Regions from separate parts of the Homo sapiens genome. Here all the other regions are linked to region 1. The links are chromatin loops, found by intact Hi-C in ENCODE. Cell type or tissue: sigmoid colon. All regions are shown on one strand. Each heading gives the region's core, and the rest is flanking DNA. Links, peaks and the distances in the headings are about the cores only.

What was found. Peaks named below come from ENCODE experiments on the same cell type or tissue, not always from the same donor. Only the 100,000 strongest peaks of a DNase experiment are listed, where the experiment ranks them.
Region 2: a loop joins it to region 1, with 3 times the contacts of the local background. A loop is called at or near these places in 3 of 110 quality-filtered maps.
Region 3: a loop joins it to region 1, with 3 times the contacts of the local background. A loop is called at or near these places in 2 of 110 quality-filtered maps.

The regions. Positions count from the first base shown.
Region 1 is chr16:79,766,214-79,770,297 of GRCh38, reverse strand. It overlaps MAFTRR (MAF transcriptional regulator RNA), which reads left to right. Exons shown (of 6, transcript NR_104663.1): 2 at 1,076-1,145. Among named protein-coding and RNA genes, the nearest start is that of LINC01229, 2.2 kb to the left of the region's middle. In sigmoid colon, for the core only: a CTCF peak has its summit at 2,557 (motif pointing left); DNase peaks (open chromatin) are centred at 1,540 and 2,516; H3K4me3 peaks cover 1,235 bases; H3K27ac peaks cover 1,678 bases.
Region 2 is chr16:79,838,245-79,842,328 of GRCh38, reverse strand. No RefSeq gene overlaps it. Among named protein-coding and RNA genes, the nearest start is that of LINC01228, 13 kb to the right of the region's middle. In sigmoid colon, for the core only: no CTCF peak of the experiment used is centred there; DNase peaks (open chromatin) are centred at 2,108 and 3,213; H3K27ac peaks cover 722 bases.
Region 3 is chr16:80,056,312-80,060,395 of GRCh38, reverse strand. All of the region lies in intron 1 of LOC105371357 (a long non-coding RNA gene), which reads right to left. Among named protein-coding and RNA genes, the nearest start is that of LINC01228, 230 kb to the right of the region's middle. In sigmoid colon, for the core only: no CTCF peak of the experiment used is centred there; a DNase peak (open chromatin) is centred at 1,995; H3K27ac peaks cover 588 bases.

The DNA.
Region 1 (4,084 bases), core at 1,099-3,598:
CCCCCAGCCCTTGAACACACGCACACACGCACACACGCTGAGCTACCGCCAATGCTTGAGCCCCCAGCCCTTACACACACCCATACACGTGCACAAACACACACACACGCTGAACCAACTTCAACACTTGAGCCCCCAGCCCCTAGAGAGAGACACACACACACACGCTGATGCGGGAGCATTTAGCACAGTTTCCTTGCTGAAAAAGCAGGACCTCGGTTTAGAAAATGGAAATTGCCCAGGAGGAAAAGAGAGCTGAGATATATGCAGCCCCAGGTACTTAGGGTTAGTAATAATATTGTTAATAATACTATCGTTTCTGAGGGGTTTCTACCAGATACTGTGTTGAGTAGTTGCCATGCTTAATCCTATTTAGAGCTTGGTGTGCCCATGGGTAAACAGAGGCACTGAGCAGGGGAGGCAGAAGCAGGACTGGAAACTGTCTGTGTAACTTTGGAGCTCTTGGTTCTATCCACTTACTGGTGTGGTTGCATGGCTGTACAACTGCCCATGTGGTTATGGCCCCCATCTGGGGATAGGTCTCAGTAGAACCTACATCGCCAGGGCTATGCCAGCCTTATGCAGTCCTATGCATAACTACCAATTCTCAGAATGAGCATGTTTATCACCCTTGGCCCATCCTGCCCCATCACTGTATTTAACACTTGCATCTTAGGTGGATCTTCCTCAATAATCCTGGAATGAGTAGAAAAGACCCATGTTCTGTGTGTTTGGGGAACATCTTATCTTCATCCTGCAACACACATCCACCTCGGCAGCTTCCCCTCAACTAATGTGGGAACCACAACTCAGAGAGGAAAGTGACTGGATCAAGGCTACTCTGATCAAAGCTGGTCACTTCCCACATCTGTGAGACAGCAGAGCCAGTTCTCTGCTTGGTGAAGCAATTCCGTAAAAGCATTTCTCTAACAAGTGACTGCAGACTTCACGTGAACTCAGCTGCATACTGGAAGTCACTGTGATTCTAATTTTATGAAGAATTATCAAGTTGAGCATATTTAAAACTGTGTGGGGCTTTTTTTCTTATACAGTTTCCTTTTTTCTTTTTTTCAAGGTGCCTCCTTCTAATTCATCTTCACCATTGTGGTTGTCAATATGGCATGCAGAATTATCCCTCTTTCCAGGTGAGGACGCGGAGACATGGAGACACATGTAGCCCAGACACATAACAACACAGTAGGCAGGCCCAGTCTTGGAGCACAGATTCTTCCTCCCCCTCCCCACACCTTAGCTAGCTTCTTTGCTCTCCCTGAGTGCCTATGGCTTACAAGTTATCCATTTACAACAAAAGGTTGTTTATTCAGAATGTAGGGACTGGGAATACAGAAGCCAAAAAAAAAAAAATGAAGTGAGAAATGAAATCCCTTCTGTTTTGTTGTTTGGAAACTGCCTGGGAAGTGGCCTGCCAGCTAGGAACAGGGTTGGCTGGTGAAGAAGCCCCTGGCATGACATTTTTCTGCTTAGCAGATGCCTGTGTGCCACCCTCGCCCTTGCTCTGAGCCTGGCAGTCAAGGGAAACGTGTCTGTACTCACTGTGCTATTGTCTAAAAGGCTCAGCAGAAAGGCCCCAGCTAGCTTCCTTCTTCCCTTCGCAGCAGGAGAAGACCTAGGCATGCCCACCTCCTACCCTAACAGACAGCACCTAAGAGATGGTTCTTTTGATAACTTAAAGGAGATATTTTTGAACGTCAACACAAGACAGTATCGCCCAGCAAGGGAGAGGTTTTCGACTCCACCCATCCCCAGAGACTCACTTGGTCTCAGAGAGAGAGTACTGTCTCCTTTCCTTAAATCCCCCTAGCTTAAAAAGCCTAGCCAGAACCCTGCCTATAATCTTTCGCCGTAAAGTTTATCTTCTAACTTTTCTTTAAAACCTATGGAAAATAAAAATCGGGATTGGAGCAAAGCAGATTATTCTGTTTGCAGAGGCTGATATAATTGCTGGCTGTTTTCCCTGGGATCGCACTGTAACTCTTTAGGCAGCCCTGAATTTTAAAGGATGTTTGCAAAGCAGCTTTCTTCCTGAACACTGTCCTAAATCCCTCCTGTTGTAACCCTCCACTCCCTCTGTTTGCCCGGCTTTGCCCGGTGCAGTGAGACGCCTATCCACACAATGGTTTGTCTCTCCTGCTTTCAGTTTTCTTTTCAGCCAACAGCCTCACAAGCATTCTTTCTCCCTTCTGCAAGTATTCCTGTGGAGTGTGTTCTGCCTCTCTGCTAGACGCTGGGATATAGGGAGCCAACACAGACAGGGCTTACAGTCAAGTGGGAGAAATAATACCCAAACTTTCACAAACCCCAGCTTAACACTACTACAAAGATGTATGTTCATGACACAGTGACAACATACGCTAAAGGGACTTAAACCCAATTAGAGCAATCAAGACAGGCTTCATAGAGGAACAGACCTGTGAGGTCTCATAGATAGACAGAGGGTAGAAGTTGGAGATGAGAGTAGATAGAAGTAGAGCTAGCACAGGCAAGTGCCCTCTGCTGGGCTTCGCATCTGCCCTGAGAACAGTTAACAGAGCCTGTTCAGGCCAATCCACTTTCCATGGATGGGAAATTACTTTTTATGGAGACTGGTAAAAATTAGCTTCTCTAAGAACACTGGTCTTTCCCTTGAGACAAGAAATTGGGACCATATGTTTAGGCCTGGTCTTGCTAGGTGGGTGTACAGCTCACCAAAAGAATAAAATCAACACATTTTTCACTGCTTCCATAATCAGGGAGTGGGAACGTTGGAGTCCTACTGATTTTTGCCTTGGCTCAGGGTAGCTTATATTATTGAGAAAGGCTAAACTTTCAGTGCTCCTGTATTGAAAGAGTTCAGATTCAAATTTAACTGAGATTTATTAAGTGCTGACTAGGAACCTGGTATTTCCTAAGTATTACCCCTTGGAAGCCTTACAAGAATTCTAGGAGGTAGAATTTTTCAACCCCTTTTCACAGATGAGAAAACCAAGGACTAGAAAAACCCCTGGATCCTCATCCCAAGTATTTGTCATGGATACATAAGAGGATAAAGTCTTCTTTGACAGCTCACCAAATGAATGTTTTATGTCACAGGCTCACAAAATGTCAGGTTCAGACAGCATTTCATACAAACATTTTTTTTTCAATTATTTGCCACTGTTTGATCTTTAACATCCTTGACATGTCCAGCCTCAAGTTGAATCTCTCTTCTCTTAGGAAATTCACTGCCCTTTTGATGAAGCCAGTTTGACTTTCAGATCTTTGATTGTTCAAAAAAGCTTTTAGCCTTCAGACTTCCAATTGGCTCAAACAGGAAACATAACCATTTTAGGAATGTTGTGGATATAATGTTTAAGCAAAGGTAATGGGCCTAAACAGAATCAGGGTACTAACAGCAAAGCTCATTACTTGGTGATTATGCCAATTTTGCAAATAAAGGAAGAACTCAGAGTAACTTCATAAACACCATAATCTAAGTGTTTAAGAATCCCTGAGGGCTAGGCTCATCTCCTCTTGACCCTACAACCTCTCCTGCGTTCTTGGGATTCTAAATTGCAATATTAAGTCATTGAATTGACCATTCTTCTCCATGGCCTAACAATGGAAATCCTTCTATACCTAATACCACCAAATTGCTGCTCTGAGGTTTACCTTTCCACACTTCTATGCTGGGGTTGGAGCAGAAAGGGCCATGAAGTTGACATATTCGGAGCCAATGATGAGCCAAACCTAGAGTCAGTTTCCTAACTCCACCGGCAACCTATGTTCTGCTTCATGTTGCTTCTCCAGTTGGGTGCTCCCTTGATAGATACCAATTGGATTGCACCTGTCTTAAGTATCAATCACAGCAGTCCCCTCCACCACTACCAAATAGAACCTCTCTTAATTCATCCATCCATCCAGCAAATATTTACTGAGCTCCCACTATGTGCAACAGTGAGGGGGTGAAGTGAAAAAGCAGCCCTGTCTCCACTTTCATGACATGTGCAGTTTTGTGGAGGAAAAAAGATAATATTTAAAGGGCAAGTAGTGAAATGCCAAAGTCCAATGATTATGCATAATCAGATTTTCCCTTCAAAAGTTTATC
Region 2 (4,084 bases), core at 742-3,241, 72 kb before region 1:
AGAAGGTTTGTCATGGGAGTAGATCTACGGTCGCTCGACCCGTCTTCAGTTCAACTCCTAGATATGTACTGTAGAAAAACTCTTATTCACATCTGTTGAAAAACATGTACAAGAATATCATATAGTTGTATTAAGTTGGTGCAAATATAATGGTGGTTTTTGCTGTTACTTTCAATGGCAAAAACCGCCATTATGTTTGGACCACGCTAATATTTGAAAACAAACAAATACACGAAAACCAGGCAACTAGAAATGGCCCCTATATCTAACAACAGGACAATGAATAAATGGAATAGAACAGTACCTAGCAGGGAAAATAAATGAACCACATACAGGTACATGCACCAACATGAATTAAACCTAGAAATCTAATGCAGAGAGGAAAAATTGAGTGATGCCAGATAATATAAGATATGGTGACATTTTTACCAAGTTAAAAACAAGCCACACACATACACCTACAGTTCAGTGATATCTACCTGAAAAATACAACTTTTAAGAAAAGCCAGAGAATGGTAAACATAAAGTTTAAGGTAGTTTAACTTGATGAGGAAAAGAGAAAGGACTTGGGAAAGAAGTTTCACCGATACTGGTTTATGGTTCTTGAGACATTGTTTTCCAAGTTGTTTATATACAGTTTCATGACTTACATGTAGATTACATATATAATTGTATATGTCTCAAAATACATATTTCAAGAGAGAAGTTTCCTAGACCAAATGGCCCAAAGGCAAACTGTTTTATTCAGTGAAAATCGGTAAACATGAACTCAAGAAAAGTACAAGGAATATGATATATTTGTGGGGAGTGTTGATGGGGGCCGGGGGAGCATGGGGAGTGGAGAAAAATGGGAAAAAAGCAGGAAAGCTTGGAGAATAATTGTGTGTGTGTGTTTGTGTGTGCGTGTGTCTTGATTTTATTGATTTTATTTCTCCTTTCTCCATAAGATACTCTCAGTTGCTGATGATCTCTTCTTACACCCTGTAAAATATTTGGTTAAGGACCCATGGAAAAAGGGAGAAAATATAGACCTACCCTCCCCAGGACAAAATGCTTGTCCACCGTCAGGCTGATAAATGCACAGGCTGGAGGGAGAACTAAACGTGGTGTCAAAAACCCCAGAGTCTCATTTCTACTCGAAAAGTGTGACCAGGTGGGGGTATTCATGCCTTCGAATAAATGGGGCATCTAGTGATAAAATGTATGTGAGATCAAGTTGTAAGCTGTAAAATGCTATGTTTATATAAAGGTCACGGTGACTTTCACTAGACCCAGGATCTTAAGTTGTGTGCTTCTGCAGATAAAGACCCTAGCCTTAATTTGCTGAGTCTATTTTCCATTTCGTACAAGTCCCATTTTGCTATGTTTAGAAATACCTTTTTAGCTTTGAAAATCAGAGTTTGAAAGAGATGGAAATAATCCTCCCCAAACATTATGACTGAAGCTGTATCACAAAATATTATAATGAAAAGTGAAAAGAAAACTGTCTGGATATCACACAGATCTACTAGTGAATATCATAAAACACTTATGTTTGAATCGTAGGCTTCATGTGATTTTGAATTTTTATGTCAATTAGACAACCAGTAAAGAACACTTTAATAATTAATAATAATAGCAATAATAGCAGTATTGTTTGGTAATGCCAAGAATGTACCACACACACACACTGAGAAACTCCCAATATGACACCCTATTTATTTTCAAAGCTATATTTTGAGGTCATTATCAAGACCCATTTGCCAGTGGGGATTGGCAAACCCACAAAGTTAAATCAACTTGCCCAAGAACACTCAGCAATTAGAAAGTGGCTAAGCTGAGATTTCAACCTCAGTATGTCTGCAGATAAAGCCACTCACATTATAGCCAGGTCCTGATACGTAATTTCCAAAGATGTAACAGCCAGGAGAATGTGTCAGCCAAGCTGAGAATAACCCTATTTTATGAAGGACTTCAATGTATTTAACACATTCAACTACTCAGAGCAATGGATAAGCATTTGGGAGCAGCCAGCCTTCAGCTCCAGCTCTAAGAAGGGAGGGTCACAAAGCCCGGGGTGGAAGGAAAAAGCGAATCCATCCCGATTCCAATTGCCAAGCCACACAGCTCCGTCCAGAAACCCAGAGCTGCTACTATTGGCACAGGGTGTTCAAAAGCTGATGAGGCCTTAAAGGGAGTGGATCTCACATTCTTGCATCCATTGCCTTCCCTCAGCAAGTCCTGTGTGCTCCCTTTGAACTTATTTCCAGGTCTGGTGCTAAGGGACATGCACCGGCGCCCCTCCAAACCAGGCTTGGGCTAAGGTGCTGACCACAGCGCTTTGTGTTGGGTCCACAGCACACAGCCGTGGAAGCTGGGACTTCTAATAGGCACCTCATTGATGGGGAAGCTGTAATAGAGAGAAGAGGTTGCCAAGGTCAAGCAGCACGCAGGAGGCCGGACAAGGAGTGGGAGGGCGTCCGTCTGCTCTGAAGCTCATGATCTTTATAATACCACAAGCAATCCCTAAAAGGCAAGGGTTCTAAACTGGGGGAAACTGGGTTCTCAACCCAGGGAGTTTTGGTCATCATAACTCAGGTGGGCAGTGCTCCTGATGTCTAGTTTGTAGAGGCCAGAGATGCTGCTCCACATCCTTCAACACATAGGTCAGCCCCTGGCCCCAGCACACACACATACCACAAAGAACTATCCTCCCCCAAATGTCAAGAGTGCCAAGGTTGAGAAACCCTGGCTAAGTTGCTGTTAAAGAAACAGAAATGGGAGAGAGTAAAGTCCACCCTAGGAAAGGGGCCTAGTAATAGCAACTCGCCTGCATTCTAAGGACCCAGGCACTGGCCAAACCGACCCTTAGTAAATCTCTGTCATCATCTATGCAGGATTGTTTGAAATGCCCAGAGACAGCCGAGAATACCATTCCCCACCTTAAATCTCTTTCACAAGAGGTCTACAGCTTTGAAGAACTGCCAAAGATAGGGAGGTAGAGGCTGGGGGGCAAAGACGGGAGTGGAAGGGATTATTTATTATTATTATTACTATTTTCTGGATACCCAGAGCAACTAGGGACAGAGCAACACTGAGAGCACCAGGTTGAATCTCTAGGGAAACACTCTGCTTCCCCAGAATCACATCTCAGTGTCCAAAGGGAGCAGGGAAATGTGTCTGTGAAGGGTTAAGTATGTATCTTCTCTTGCTGGCGTGTCTCCCGGGCTAAATGAAGGCTGTTTCATCTCACATGGATATGAAAGACAAAGTGTGCAGATTGAAAACATCTGTACACCGAGTGAATGGACCACATGTCCACGGTGCCATGCCGGGGTTTAGCTAGATCAGTGCCCTTTTTGTTTGACTTTGGAAGAGCAACACAAATAAATACAGTAGGTTCCATTTAAACAAAGAACTCTGATCAATAGAGGTTTGTATAGCTTACGACCTTCAACCGTATGCAGAAATTTGAGGTAAAAATCCACAAATCCCAGATCAATTACCAGATTATTTACCCTCTTCCACCGCTAATGTTCCAATCTGCCTTGCATATTAAATAGCCAGGGAGGAAAAGGATTTATATTGCAGAGAAGAGGGAAGGCTGCATGGATTTATTAGCCGTGGTAATCAAAGCGTGTGCCATACGTTTTCTATATAAACACGGCCGGGGTGATTGTGCAAATCGGCTAAAATGAATTTTCAATTCCAAGACTTTTCAGGCAATGTTACCAGTAGCTTTAATAATCTTTTTCTATTTTTTGAAGGGGCGTTAACCATCTGCCACTAAACTGTTGCTGCATTTGGTTTGCCGTAAACGAAAGTACGTGTTTTGCGGGGCTCTTGGATGGGGGCACCAGGAGATAGCGGCTTCACTCCTTCTTATTCTCCTTGGTAGCCGTGAATCTTTGAGAAAACCCCTGCCCTGTGTTGCTCTGGGCTCAGTTTCCTGGGTATAAACTTGGGCTTTTACCCCCAGCACTTTGTCTGGGGTTACACACTGGCAGTGTTGCTGGGGCAAGTTGTATCATCTTTTGAAGCCTCTGTTTTCTCATCTGTGAAACAGAAAAAAAAAAGCAGCACTGTTTACCTGCTGGAATTGTGA
Region 3 (4,084 bases), core at 995-3,494, 290 kb before region 1:
TCTCATTCGAACCAATTCCTTCTTTTTATTTTTTGTGTGTTTATTTTTCAAAACCATCTCAAGTCCACCAGGCAATAAAAGAAACAAGGGAGAGAGGAAGGAACTTTCTTTTCTGTTAAGAAGAACTAGTTTAGTCTACAAGCAAATTTAGTGTAAGTGAAATAATTTGAAAAAATACAAAGCAACTTAAAGTGGGACAGTGTAATCAGAGTTGAAAGAAAGGAGAAATTGTGGGGGGAATGCTGAGCTTTTTTAAAAGTAGGGTTTTCATTGGGGGATGACTCTAAATAGTTGAGTTTTTTTTTTAAAAAGAAAGCAGAGCAGGAGCAAGTCTTTTGAGTTTCTCCAAATCCTGGACATCTGACACCGAGCCAATGCTTATATTAGCTAAAAAGGCTTGGCCCCTGTTCAGTCTGATCAAAAATGAATTAAGTGGATGCTTATAAACGGGGTTTAAAAGAGGACACACACACCACACACACAGACACACACACATCCCACGAGTAAAAATAATAATTATAGGCTTTTAATAGATGCTAATTTAGTGATAACAACTTTACATAGTTAGAGTTGTTTATGCCAAGATCTAACAGTAGCTGACTTGGGTTTTTACCCATGAACCACGAAGCCAAGTGGCATGTTCACTTGCTATCTCATGGCGCTCCACTCCTCCACGTCCACCACACCCATCTAACAACTCCAACCAGTTGCTTTGCTGTTGGCTTGATGCAGGCTTGGCTCAGGTGAACCCCCGTTGCTGGGACCTGACCTGCATTGCTAAGCGTCACCTCCCAGTCTTTCACTATTCACCGGGTTGTGTTTTTTACTTGTCTGCGAAGGGAACATTAAACACCTATGATGAACATTCAGTTAGTTGGGGTCCAGATTTTCCTTTTCTCATTTCCTTCCCTCTGCTAAAACCTTAGCCCATTTTATTTCCAGATAGGTGAAAAAAAATTATCTCTGGAAAGGACCTATTAGAAATAGTTAGGACAAAGGAGGAAGTAAAATTCCAGTCAATGATCCTACTAGAAACTTGAGCAAGGGAAACAGCACTCTGTGCACTGGGCAGCCCCTTGCTTCACCTAAGCTAGAATTGTCCACAACCTATGATTGTGCAGATACAGAGACACACTATTTGAAGGCTTGGGTTTTAGTTCAATGGATCTGTGTCCCAAATCCAGCTTCCTTATTTTCTAATTATGTGACATAAGGCAAGCTCACTTCAAGCTTCTGAGTTCAGTATCCTCGTTTGTAAAAGAATGAGAATGTTTTTAATAACTGCATTGTCGTATTATTATGAAGATTTGATGTCATGGTGAATACAATTAAAGTTCTATGACAGTGCCTGTTACATGGAAGCTCCTCAATTAATCACAGCAAATATTTCTCTATGATGCACCAGATACTCTGCTCAGCAACTTCCGTGGGATGTTTGTTTTATTATTACTTTTATTAGAATCTCCCCCGAGTGAGCTCTAAGAGGAATATCCCAAGGCAACAGTAACTGCTCAATAAATATATGTTAAATGAACGACCAGTTTTATTTAATGCTCAAAAGAACTCCAATAAATTTAGTACTATAAGTATCCTCATTTGTCTGTTGGGGAAACTGACGCACAGATAGTCAAATAACTTGTGCAATACTGTGCATGGCTGGACAACGTCAGCATAAGGATTTAAATGAAGGCCTCCTGGAGCCTCCAGCCTTACCCACTGCAATCTACCAGCTCTGTAAATATTTTTATGGCAGAAGAAGCAATCCCGATGGCCTTCTCCAGTCTTCCTTCCTACTCTGCCAAATGTTGGCGTTCACACTATCCCTGGGGGAAGCCCTTCTCCAGGCCTAGCCATCAATAAGACAGTGCCTGGATTTAGAGCCTGTGGGTGTATGCTGGGGACATAAAACAGCACACGCTACATGAAGTCCTAGGAACGATTCGTTTGACACCAAAGCCATGCAGGGGAGGAAGCTGTGAGCCTATTGGCGGGCCCCGGCTTGCTTCTGCGAGTTGTTTGTGAGACAGTGTCTGGCCTCCATCCATGACATGTTCACCGGAGGCTCTACGCCAAGACTGGAAAGGGGGAAAAAAAAAAAAAAAGCCTCTTCCTGACACTGTGGTCTTGCACCCTTTGGGCTTTGCAAGAGGCTGAGTAGAATGAAGTGCTGAAAAATGCAGGCCGGAGATGGTGAGGGCAGAGGCAGGAAAGAAAGAAAATAAAACAGAGATGGTTTGGGGCTTGTGATCCCCCTGCTGCTACTTTCCCTCTATGCTCAGATCCCTGGCAATCTTTGCTGTTGTTGTTCTCTTTTTCTTTTTCTCTTTCTTGCCTTCTCTCTCCAGCTTTATTTCATTCTTTCTTGCCTATTTTTTACTTTTCGTCTTTCTTTTTCCCTTTCTTGCCTTCATTTTCTTTCTCTTTAAAAATTTTTTTTTCTCTTTTGCTATCTCTCCCCTTCTTTGCTTGTCTCTTTTTGTCTTTCTCTCTGTGTCTCTTTCTCTGTCTCTTTTTCGCCATGTTTCCTTCCCGCTTTTTAAATTTTTTTTTCCCCTTGAAAAATTCAGAACTTTTCTCAAAGTCCTTGCAGTCTAGGGGGACAATTAGAAAAAGAAGAAGACAACTACCGAGAGACTGAGGCCCCCTGTAACAGTGCAGGTTCCAGCAAGAAGCAGCTGTTTGATGATTCTGTCCTGCACAATTGGCTGGAGTCCTCACCTGAGCTTTGCTGTTTATTCTTTGTAAGAGATTGAACATTTAACATGCTTAGACTTACACTTTCCTTTATGTCTTTTCGTGATCCCTTTTCCTTTTGGTACCTGCATTCTAGGTTCATGAAAACGAAGTGAGACCAATTCCTTCACCATCATTCTCTTCCCAAACATAGCAGACATTAGGTGTAACTCATTCAGTTTTATGTCCTGGCCAACCAGTTCTACTCTGAGAGGGAGGCACAAGAATATGGGAGGAAAGTATCCCTGAATACACCATCCATTCACTCACATATTCCCTCCACAAATACGGATTGAGCTCATACTCTCTTCCAGGCATTATTCTAGAAACGGGAGATACAGCAGTGAACAAGGCACAGAAACCCTTGCTCTCAGAGCTTCCGCTGCTCTTACAAAAGAAGCTAAATCTGCATGTGATGGCGAGAGACATATTGGACAGCTGAAAAAGCAGCCTCTTATCTCACTGAGGTTCAAATAGCGAAGGACAATGAGGCTTTCGGTCTGGTGTGCTGGAGAAATGTAGTTTGCTATAATTCAGGGTGGTTGCCTCTAGGTTTGCAAAAAGAGCATTGTCTCGGTTCTCCCCATCTGCAGCCAAACTGTTTTCTGTCTTTTAGCAGGGTCCTGTGTTCTCTTAGTAGCATTAGGAAATGATGCTCCCTAATCAGACAACTGACACTGACTAAGGTCAGCTGAGTTCTTAGCTCCAGGTGACATGCCTGGAATGCACGTTCCCTTTTTTTTTGGGACAGAGTCTCACTCTGTCACCCAGGCTGGAGTGCAGTGGCACCATCTCAGCTCGCAGTAACCTCTACCTCCCAGGTTCAAGTGATTCTCCTGCCTCAACCTCCCGAGTAGCTGGGATTACAGGTGCCCACGACCATGCCTAGCTAATTTTTATATTTTTAATAGACACGGAGGTTTCACCATGTTGGCCAGGCTAGTCTTGAACACCTGACCTCAGGTGATCCACCAGCCTTGGCCTCCCAAAGTGCTGGGATTACCGGCATGAGCCACCGTGCCCAGCCCCTTCCCAGCTCTTATAGTCACCATATGAAAGTGACACTTTAGTTCATTTTACAGATGAAGAAACTGATGACGCTCACAGTTGGAGCCCTTCTCACTGCATTCTCACATTCAGAAGCTTCTAGGGAATGCCCAGTCTTGCTTCATTTTTCTCAAAAAAAAAACCTTGGCTGTCCTGTGACATTCCAGAAATAGCAAGACCTCATATTTTTAAAAGCCAATACATTTTAAAACTTGAATTTATGTTGGAAATACTTGAGGTTCTTGAAAATATATGAAAACCCGGTGCCCTGTTTCCTAGACCTGGAATAGGACCCTGAGTCTGA